2 separate regions of the Homo sapiens genome follow, and region 2 is linked to region 1. The links are chromatin loops, found by intact Hi-C in ENCODE. Cell type or tissue: OCI-LY7. All regions are shown on one strand. Each heading gives the region's core, and the rest is flanking DNA. Links, peaks and the distances in the headings are about the cores only. Region 1 has its middle 4.3 kb from the start of GRPR. Region 2 has its middle 49 kb from the start of AP1S2.

The links. Hi-C counts contacts between places; a loop is a spot of excess contacts. Peaks named below come from ENCODE experiments on the same cell type or tissue, not always from the same donor. Only the 100,000 strongest peaks of a DNase experiment are listed, where the experiment ranks them.
Region 2: a loop joins it to region 1, with 2.8 times the contacts of the local background. A loop is called at or near these places in 2 of 110 quality-filtered maps.

What each region holds. Positions count from the first base shown.
Region 1 is chrX:16,116,558-16,121,940 of GRCh38, reverse strand. No RefSeq gene overlaps it. Among named protein-coding and RNA genes, the nearest start is that of GRPR, 4.3 kb to the left of the region's middle. RefSeq lists an enhancer at 1,993-2,132. In OCI-LY7, for the core only: no CTCF peak of the experiment used is centred there; DNase peaks (open chromatin) are centred at 1,300 and 2,170; H3K4me3 peaks cover 1,981 bases; H3K27ac peaks cover 2,998 bases.
Region 2 is chrX:15,900,848-15,906,230 of GRCh38, reverse strand. No RefSeq gene overlaps it. Among named protein-coding and RNA genes, the nearest start is that of AP1S2, 49 kb to the right of the region's middle. In OCI-LY7, for the core only: no CTCF peak of the experiment used is centred there; DNase peaks (open chromatin) are centred at 2,650 and 2,950; H3K4me3 peaks cover 1,139 bases; H3K27ac peaks cover 2,354 bases.

The DNA of each region.
Region 1 (5,383 bases), core at 163-5,162:
TTGGAAAAGCCCAATGAGTTCAGAAGAGTGATTGACCTCAGATCAATAGGCAAGCACTCATACGAGTGAATTAGCAACTCCTTTATTTACTTGAAAAAAATTTATCAAACATCTACCAGTTGCCAGGCACTGAGCAAGAGGCTGAGAAAAATAGCATGAAGATGTGTACTCTCACAGCTCTTTAGACCCCAACCCCTCTCTGGAGTGAAGCAACTACCTTTTCTCCAGAAAAGACGATATCTTTAAAGGTTAAGTGTTGACAAGGTCTTTTGAATGAAGAAAATCATATGTGCCTAGGATCAAGGCATAAAGGAAAGAGCATGACATTGAGCAGAGGGACATCTATAAATCCAGAGGGTCACCCAGATTGGAAGACAGGGGTGGAAAAAGAACAGCGTGAAATGCAGCTAGAAGCAGGTTTGGGTGAGATTGTGATGGATCTTGTATTCTTGCTAAGAAGTTTGGTCTAAAAGGCATATTTTTGGTTCACAAAGAGAACTTCTGGATGTTGTTTCCCTTTATTTCTTTAGACACCCCTGTGTGCTGAGTCAGCCTCACTACTTAAATCTAATTGGGTGGTTAGTGTTTCTTCCAATGTAAGTTAAGGGGATGCTGATAGATATTGATTTCTCATAGCTGGTGTTAGCATTATGTGTTCCACAGCACTATAGATTCTTCTAATGGTATTTTAGGAGTAAAGGTGCGTTGAGGTTTGACATCTAATATTTTCGGGGATCAAGGATGCTTTAAAAAGCTAATTCGGGCCAGGTGCGGTGGCTCACGCATGTAATCCCAGCACTTTGGGAGGCCGAGGCGGGTGGATCATGAGGTCAGGAGATCGAGACCATCCTGGCTAACACAGTGAAACCCCGTCTGTACTAAAAATACAAAAAATTAACCAAGCGTGGTGATGGGCACCTGTAGTCCCAGCTACTTGGGAGGCTGAGGCAGGAGAATGGCGTGAACCCAGGAGGCAGAGCTTGCAGTGAGCCGAGATCGTGCCACTGCACTCCAGCCTGTGCGACAGAGCAAGACTCCCTCTCAAAAAAAAAAAAAAAAAAAAAAAAGCTAATTCCATAATTTCTATGTCATTTCAACTAATTAACTATAATGACTCTTTCCATCCCTACCATTATGTGTCACCTTCCGGCAGAGCCGGAACACCAAACACCAAACGTATTCAGACATTTGCTTAGCTTTTTATTTACTGGTGAACATGAGATGCCTCTGACATGTGAACATGACATGGAACAAATGTAATATAAAATCTCTGTCCCCAGGGAGTCCAATTTCTGAATAGAATTGGAGTATGACTCAGCATCTTTTCTTATGTGTTGGGACAGGGTTGTCACTTCTGTTTCTATTTCAGTCAATAGAGTCACCTTTTTCATCTTTCCAAAAGACTGGATTTTCTGTGGGGCTCTAACATGAGGTGGGCAACAGTGACTTGATAGAATTTAGGAGAACAGGTAGATTCAATGGGACCACAGAGTGTGGAGACAAAGCCTCTTCCCACTGGCTATGAGCAAGGTCAAAAGGGAAGCTTCTGGAGGGAAAGGCTGAATTTGGCTTCAGGCATATTGAGTTTGCTAGATGAACAAGGGAATGTAAGAAAGCCAATGGAAAATGAGAGGTGAAGTCTGAAAGCATAGAAGTAAATAATTAAGAGGACTGGTTGAGAACTAGAACCCTGAATGCCAAATAGTTTAAATGTACAGTAAAAGAATCACAGAGAATCAAGTGAAGTTAGGCTTTGAGAAGAAGATTATGTGGTAAAAGTCAGTGAAGACTAAGCGTGATTTCAATATTAGATTTGTGACAGCACCACGGAGAAGCTGCTCAAAAGACTGCAGCAACTCTTGCTTGAGAAGAATCAGAGATGTCAAATTTTAGTACTGCAGCAGGAACAAAAGAGGCAGATGACTCTATCCAGATCCTGTAATGCTGGGATCGTTTCAAGTTCCCTTTTCTTTTCTCAACATTCTGTGACTTTTTATGGGGCTTAAAAACTTAGAAGAAAGATGAGAGGAGTCTTCTGGAAGGAAAAAATGAATTGGGTTTCATTTTGAGTCACATGAAACTGCAGAAGTAAATGTAGATGCCAAGAGAAAGCCTAAAGAGGAAGACGAAATTCTCAGACACATCTGAGGCTAGGAGAACACCTGGTGTGGTGGTTAAAATATATTCGCCAGTTCTCAGTACTCTTTGCTTCAAGAGATGTAGATTAATTTAACCCCCACCTCCACCCCTTAAGTGTGAGCTTTACTTAGTGACTTGCTTCTAACAAATAGAATGACACAGCAGGAATAGTGTGTAACTTCCAAGACTAGATGATAAGGGACATTGCAGCTTCCTCTTTGCACTCTCTCCTTGGATCACTTGCTCTGAAGGAAATCAGCAGCCATGTCATGAGGATACTCAAGTGACCTTATGGACAGATCCACATGGGGAGGAACTGAAACCTCCTGTCCAGAGCTATGTGAGTCAGTCATTTTGGAAATGGATCATCCATCCCCAGTCAAGCCTTCACATAACTGCAGCCCCAGCTGACTCTCTGACTGCAGCTTCATGAAAGACCCTGAGCCAGAATCACCCAGCCAAGCCACTGTTAAATTCCTGATCCACAGAGACCATGAGTTAATAAATGTTTGTTGTTTTAACCCATTGTTTTATGGTAATTTGTTATGCACCCACAGGTAACACCTGGTAAGTAGAATGGATGGAGAAGAGGAAGAAAAGAAAACCACCCCAAAGACAAAAGAAAACAGAAGAGGAAGACCAGAAAAGGCAAGTGCTATAAACCTGAGTTAAACCTGGAGTGGTCATACAGGGTGTGAGGGAAGGAAAGTATGGTCAAATCTAGAAAGGTTGTGCACACTGAAATTCATTTGTCATTCTGCAACACCAAAGTTTCTTATCTGGATCAAAATATGTATTTTTAAAATATTGTAAATGAACTGAACTTTCTTGCTCAGCCACCATATACCTGGAAATTAGACCGTTTATATTTCATTTCTGCATCTGCTCAGTGAACTTGGACAAGTAAAATAAATTCAATGAACATTATTTGTTACTGAACTGTTCTGTGCTATGGATTCTCCATTCATAAAGTACAGGAACATTTTCCCCTTGCCTATGCCCCAGGACAACTTGATGCATTAGCACCACCAGGAGCATGGAAGGCAAATGAGAGTGGTACTGTTTCTCTACCCTCAGCCATCTGTTTCTAGCCTTTTCTTCCTCTCCCCTGAGAGGGTTCGATCAGCACAGTCCTAGACTCCCTGAAATACATTCCTATATTATTTCCATCTCTAATAACAGATGTCTGAAAAGAAAACATGTTGCTGGCATGGATTCCTCTTTAAATGTTAGATTTTGAAATGTCTTTCAGTTTATGGAAAAGTCACAAAGACGGTACAAAGAGTTCCTGTATGCCCCTCACGTAGCTTCCTCTATTATTAAAATGTTACAAAATGAAGAAATTAGCATTGATATAACACTATTATCTAAACTACATATTTTATTCAAACTTCACCAGTCTTTCCATTACTGTCATTTTCTGTTCCAGGGTCCAATCCAAGATACTATATTGCATGTAATCAACATGATTCCTTAGCTCCTCCTAGCTGCGACAGTTTCTCAGACTTTCCTGTTTTTCCTGACCTTGATATTTTTGAAGAATATTGGTCAGGTATTTTGTAGAATGTCCCTTCATTGGGGTTTGCCTGGTATATTTTCATGACTTGACTAGGGATATAAATTTGGGGGAGAAAAACCATAAGAGGTAAGGCACCCTTCTCATCACTTCCTATCAGGGAGTATGTATTAGTTGCTACTGTAACAAATTACCCCAAGCTTAGTGGCTTAAAACAAGAAAAATGTATTCTCTTACAACTCTGGAGACCAGAAGTCAGAAATGAGCCTTACAGGGCTAAATTCAGAGTGTTGGCAGGGCAGGCTCCTTCTGGAGGTCCTATGGAGAATTGTTCCTTGCTTCTTCCAGCTGCTGGTGGTTCCCAGTATTCTTTGGCTTGTGGCCACATCACTCCAATCTCTGCTTCTGTTGTCAAATTGCCTTTTCTTCTGCAGTCAAATCTCCCACTGCCTCCCACTTATAAGAGCCCTTGTGGTATAATGGGCCCATCTGGATAATCAGGACAATCTTCCCATCTCTAGATCCTTAATTTAATTTTGTCTGCAATGTCCCTTTTGCCATATAAGGGAACATATTCACAGGTTCTGGGGATTAGGGGGTGGATATCTTTGGGAGCCATTATTTAGCATACTACAGGGTACACGATTATCCATATGATTTATCGGTGGTGAGGTTAACCTGAGGTTATCAGTGGTGAGGTTGATTAAGGTGGTATCTGCTAGGATTTCTCCACTGTAAAGTTGTATTTGGGGTGATAGATTTTTTTTCATTGCTAAAAGTATGATTTTACTCACAGCTAAATAAGTAATAATGTTGACATTTTGTAGCCATTTGACACCATTCTTTTTTTTTTTTTTTTTTTTTTTTTTTTTGAGACAAAGTCTCACTCTGTTGCCAGGCTGGAGTGCAGTGGCACGATCTCGGCTCACTGCAACCCAAGCGATTCCTCTGCCTCAGCCTCCCGAGTAGCTGGTACTACAGGTGTGTGCCAACAGGCCCAGCTAATTTTTTTTTTTTTTTTTTTTTTTTTTTGCATTTTAGTAGAGATGGAGTTTCACCATGTTGGCCAGGATGGTCTCGATCTCCTGACTTCGTGAGCCATCTGCCTCGGCCTCCCAAAGTGCAGGGATTACAGGCGTGAGCCACCACGCCCAGCCATTTATATTAAGTTCCTTTCCCAGCCAGCCCAAGCTCTAGGTCCCAGAAATACAAAAATTAGCAAACAATGGTTCCTGCCCTCAAGTAGCTAATTGCCTAACTAGGAAGAATGTTTTCAATGTATTGAAAGAAAGCTATTTTGTAACAGAAACCAGCATTGTTTTTAAACAATGGAACCTGCTCCAGCAGAATTTCACATACTGCAGAATTTAAGCTTCTGATTCCCCACCACAAGATATCAGAGGCTGAATTCTATTCAAACTGCTTATTAGCTGCCTGCCTTTGATGAAGTTACTTTTAAACTCTATGCTTCCATTTTTTTCATATATAAAATCTGGAACCTGCTTCAGCAAGGACCTTTGATTGTACAGTAGGTTTCTGGTCATATAAAAATGGAAACTAATGTTCTTAGAGTTTCCAAAGTATGATTGGACTTTCTGTGACTATTTTCCACTTTTATATGCTCTCTTGGATTCTCTTCTCAAAGGTGTTATCATCTCATGGGCAAACCAATAAAAATGCCATCAGGTTTCTCATGAGCAGTCTGGCTTTTATTTTTGTTTCCAGCCA
Region 2 (5,383 bases), core at 219-5,218, 220 kb after region 1:
TAAAAAAGAAACATTTTATGAACATATTTCTTCAACTCAAGCAGATTTTTATTATTCTCTGTTTCAGCTGCACATAAAAATAAAAACAGCATCTCCTGGCATGACCATTTGCTAGAAATTTAATTTCAGATAAACAGATGGTGCTGAACTAAAAATATTAGCAGGGTATCATCTGTAAAATTCAAATCATTTTAGTATATGTTGTCTTTAGTCTTTTTTTTAAAAAAAACAGAAGTTTCTTTTTATAAATCTATTACACTAAAATGTAGCAAATATTTATCTTCAAGAGTGTTGAACAAGGGGCAGTTGGCATTTCTCTTGTGTCCCCTACCTCTAGGGGCTCCTTAAAAGAAATACATTTATAATATACTATTCCTTTTCTTACTTCAGGACCCTGAGATAAATCTGGATACAACTTTTTAAAGGCCACAAATTGAAGTTAAAATTCTCTTTACTGGTTGACTTACTTGCTATTAAAGGCTTGGGCACATTTTGTGCACCTGGGGGCCCAAGTTCTATATGACCAACTTCAGTGAAATGCGTGGATGCAGATAAAGGAGAAAAAGGCTGGCGCTGCAAAGAGCTGAAAGACAGTTTCCCAAATTCCATTAATAATTAAAACAAAAAATTAAAACGGCCTCTCCAACTGCTCAGCAAAAGTTCTAACCCAGGACCAAAAGCTACAGCAGCTCTGGGGACCAACGAAGGCTCTAACTGTGATTCGAAGCATGGATTGGATTAAAGCTCATTTTCATTTTGTGCCATCTAACTGCACAGCATACATCAGGTCAAACCACATTAAATTGCCAGTATTCAACCAGTTTTGACCACCATATGGCTCAACCTGATATCTAGGTTGCTTCCCAAGACCACTATTTCTAAGCCTGCCCTTAGTACAAGAACATTATTCAATGAACATAATTAAAGACAAGTAAAGACTCAAATCTGAAATCAATAGTCTATGGTCATAAATGCTAAGGTATTTTTTAAAAATTGAGTCAACTTTTGCTGCTACCAGCATCCATAATTGTGAATTAACTAGTCCAGATAAATAAACAGCTTTAGCATTATATTACTGGGAAATAGAAAAAGACAAATCTTTATATGGAAATGTATTGCTAGCCTCAAAGGGATTAAATATGTATATGTATATTTAATATTATATATTTAATGTTATATATATAGTACTTCTGGATGTATACTATGTTAGTATAAATAAGTGACTTTTTTTATACTAAGTGATTTTTAAGGAAAATTTAAGTTAGAATTCTCTTTACTGGTTGACCAGCGAAAATTTTAAGGCAAGGTCACTTAACTTTGGTACGATTGTCATTTTGGATCAGATCATTCTTTGTTGTGGAGTTGTCCTGTGCATTGTAGGATGTTTGGCAGCATCCCTGGCCTCTACCCATTAGATGCCAGTAGCACCACCCCTCTCCAGTCAGGATGCCAAAAACATCTTCACACATTGCCAAATTCCCTTGGTGGGTGGAGGGGGCAAATCCTTAACCCTCGTTAAGACTTGAGAAGACTTATTTAAGGTCTTCACTCAGTAACCAACCTATTCCATGTGTTTCTCTACCTTATGAGGGGGATAACCTCACTAGAAATAATATTTTTTCAAAGATTTTTGGTTTGGTTTGCCAGGTTTAGCAAATTAAAAATAGAGGTTGCCCAGTTAAATTTGAATTTCAGATAAACAACAAATAATTTTTTAGTATAAACATGTTCCAGGCTGGGCACTGTGACTCATGCCTGTAATCCCAGCACTTTGGGAGGCCAAGGCAGGAGGATCGTTTGAGCCCAGGAGTTTGAGACCAGCCTGGGTAACATAGCAAGACCCTGTCTCAACAAAAAAATAAAATGAAAATTAGGCAGGTGTGGTGGTGCACACCTGTAGTCCCAGCTACTCAGGAGGCTGAAGTGGGAGAACCACTTGAGCCCAGGAGTTTGAAGTTATAGTGACCTACGATTGCTCCACTGCACTCTGGCCTGGGAGATAGAGTGAGACTCTGCCAAACAAACAAACAAAAAAAAATGTTCCAAATATTGCTTAGTGTTTAATCTGGCAACCTTATTTTCAGTGAACTGCTAATACCATAAAAAAATTACTATAAATTAATTGCCAATTCATGACAGAGGAAAACAGGATTAAACAAAATGACAAAGATAACAGTTCACAGTTAGTGAGTTATAGTGAAAACAGCACATATTTTGGAGCCAGGTGTCTGAGGTAGAACCTGACTCTGCCATTTTGGAAGACGTGACCTTGGGCAAGCTAACTTATCTGAGTCTCCCTTTCATCTTTTATTTTTTAACAAATGGTGGGGATTGGGGGTGGGAGAGGGAATTATAATTCTCTTACTAGTCACTGTTAAGACTAGTAAGAGAGTTACTTACTAGTATTATTATTATTATCAAACAAATTGCCTCCTAAATGCGAATTGTATGATAAAGAGAAGCAGCTCTTTAAGGATGAAGTGAATAGTATGTACCATTTCTAAGCACTTGGTACTCTTTGGATATGGTGGACCATAGCCCCAGGCATAAACCACAACAGACAGTACATCAGCTGGCACCGCACTGCCCCAGATGTAATCTAATAGGCTACAGGCAACACCTGCTGGGGTCAAGAGGGGAAGAGGAGAGATCTGAGGTTCCTGTCCGCTCATCCCTGTCAGTGACTAACAGCATCTGAACCACCCACTCAGGGCCCTTTGAATAGTACTGGGAGCATACACTGAGCAGAGAGGCAAAGACCTAGAAAAAGAAACAACCTGCAATTGTAGGGCCATGGGGTTCTCCTCTTACAATTACCTTGCGGTTGGTCTGATAATGTTGAAACTTTATTAAAGCCTTTTTTGAAAACGGTACTTCCCTAGATTTCTATTTCTTCATCTGCTAAAGGAAGAGGTGGGGCAGATGAACTCTAACGTCCATTTCCACTTTCAAAGATTATGTGACTTCTCCCTTTGAAGACCCAACAAAAGTCTCACTTCCTCCTGAAGGGCTCTGCTATGGAAATCCTGCCAATGCTAATCTCTCTCTTAGCTTTTACTGTCTTTACCATCCATTAAAGAAAAGTAAAACACACTTTGAATATATACAACTTGCATTTGTCAATTACATATTTGTGAAAAAGCACAGCATGATAAAAAATTTTATGTTAGAATGACTAAATAAAAAAGCTCACTTTGTTATGCAGTAAATCAGAGTAATTTACAAGGGTACATCAACAGCCAGTAAATAGTGAACAAAACTGAATTAAAGATAATATTTATGGCAGGGCACAGTGGCTCACGCCTGTAATCCCAGCACTTTGGGAGGCTGAGGCAGGTAGATCACCTGAGGTCAGGGGTTCAAGACCAGCCTGGCCAACATGGCGAAACCCCGTCTCTACTAAAAATACAAAAAAATTAGCTGGGCATGGTGGTGTGTGCCTGTAATCCCAGTTACTGGGGAGGCTGAGCCAAGAGAATTGCTTGAACCCAGGAGGTGGAGGTTGCAGTGAGCCGAGATTGCACCACTGCACTCCAGCGGAGGTGACAGAGCAGGACTCCATCTCAAAAATAATAATAATGATGATAATAATAATTATAAAAACAAAATGAGCCATGTGCAGTGGCTCACACCTGTAATCCCAGTACTTTGGGAGGCTGAGACGGGTAGATGGCTTGAGCCTGGGAGTTCAAGACCAACCTGGGCAACATGGCAAGACCCCATCTCTACAAAAAATACAAAAATTAGCTGGGCATGATGGTGTGCACTTGTAGTCCCAGCTACTTGGGAGGCTGAGGTGGGAGGATCGCTTGAGCCTAGGAGGTCCAGGCTGCAGTATGCAGTGATCACACCACTGCACTCCAGCCTGAATGATAGAGCAAGAGCCTGTCTCAAATGAATAAATGAAACAAAAACCCAAACTACCACGAATTACTTCATACAATTAAAAGATTATATTACACATATAAGGTGATATGGTTTGGCTGTGTCCCCATCCAAATCTCAACTTGAATTCTCACGTGTTGTGGGAGGGACCTGGCGGGAGGTAATTGAACCATGGAGGCAGGTCTTTCCTGTGCTGTTCTCATGGTAGTGAATAAGTCTCATGAGATCTGATGGTTTTATCAGGGGGAAATTCCCTGCACAAGCTCTCTCTTTGCCTGCTGCCATCCATATAAGATGTGATTTGCTCCTCCTTGCCTTCTGCCATGACTGTGAGGCCTCCCCAGCCACGTGGAACTGTAAGTCCATTAAACCTCTTTCTTTTTTAAATTGCCCAGTCTCGGGTATGTCTTTATCAGCAGCATGAGAACAGACTAATATAGTAAATTGGTAGCAGTAGAGTAAGGCACTGCTGTAGATATCTGAAAATGTGGAAATGACTTTGGAACTGGGTAACAGGCAGGGGTTGGAACAGTTTGGAGGGCTCAGAAGAAGACAGGAAAATGTGGAAAACTTTGGAACTTCCTAGAGACTTGTTGAATGGCTTTGCCCAAAATGCTAACAGTGATAACAGTGATATGGACAATAAAGTCCAGGCTGAAGTGGTCTCAGATGAAAATGAGGAATGTGTTGGGAACTGGAGCAAAGGTGACTCTTGTTATGTTTTAGCAAAGAGACTGCTGGCATTTTGCTCCTGCCCTAGAGATTTGTGGAACTGTGGACTTGAGAGAGATGATTTAGGGTATCTGGTGGAAGAAATTTCCAAGCAGCAAAGCATTCAAGAGGTGACTTGGATGCTGTTAAAGGCATTCAGTTTTATAAGAGAAGCAAAGCATAAAAGTTCAGAAAATTTGCAGCCTGTCAATGCTATAGAAAAGAAAATCCCATTTTCTGAGGAGAGATTCAAGCTGGCTGCAGAAATTTGCATAAATAACGAGGAGCTGAATGTTAATCCCCAAGACAATGGAAAAATGTCTCCAGGGCATGTCAGAGGTCTTCATGACAGCCCCTCCCATCACAGGCCTGGAGGCCTATGAGGCAAAGTGGTTTCATGGGCCCAGCCCAGCACTCCCTGCTGTGTGTAGCCTAAAGACTTGGTGCCCTGCATCCCAGCCAGTCCAGCCATGGCTGAAAGGAGCTAATGTAGAGCTTGGGCTGTGGCTTCAGAGGGTGGAAGCCCCAAGCCTTGGCAGCTTCCACATGGTGTTGAGCCTGTGAGTGCACAGAAGTCAAGAATTGGGGTTTGGGAACCTCCACCTAGATTTTAGAGGATGTATGGAAATGCCTGGATGTCCAGGCAGAAGTTTGCTGCAGGGGCAGGACCCTCATGGAGAACTTCTGCCAGGGCAGTGCAGAAGGAAAATGTGGGGCCAGAGCCCCCACACAGAGTCCCTACTGGGGCACTGCCAAGTGGAGCTGTAAGATGAGGGCTACTGTCCTC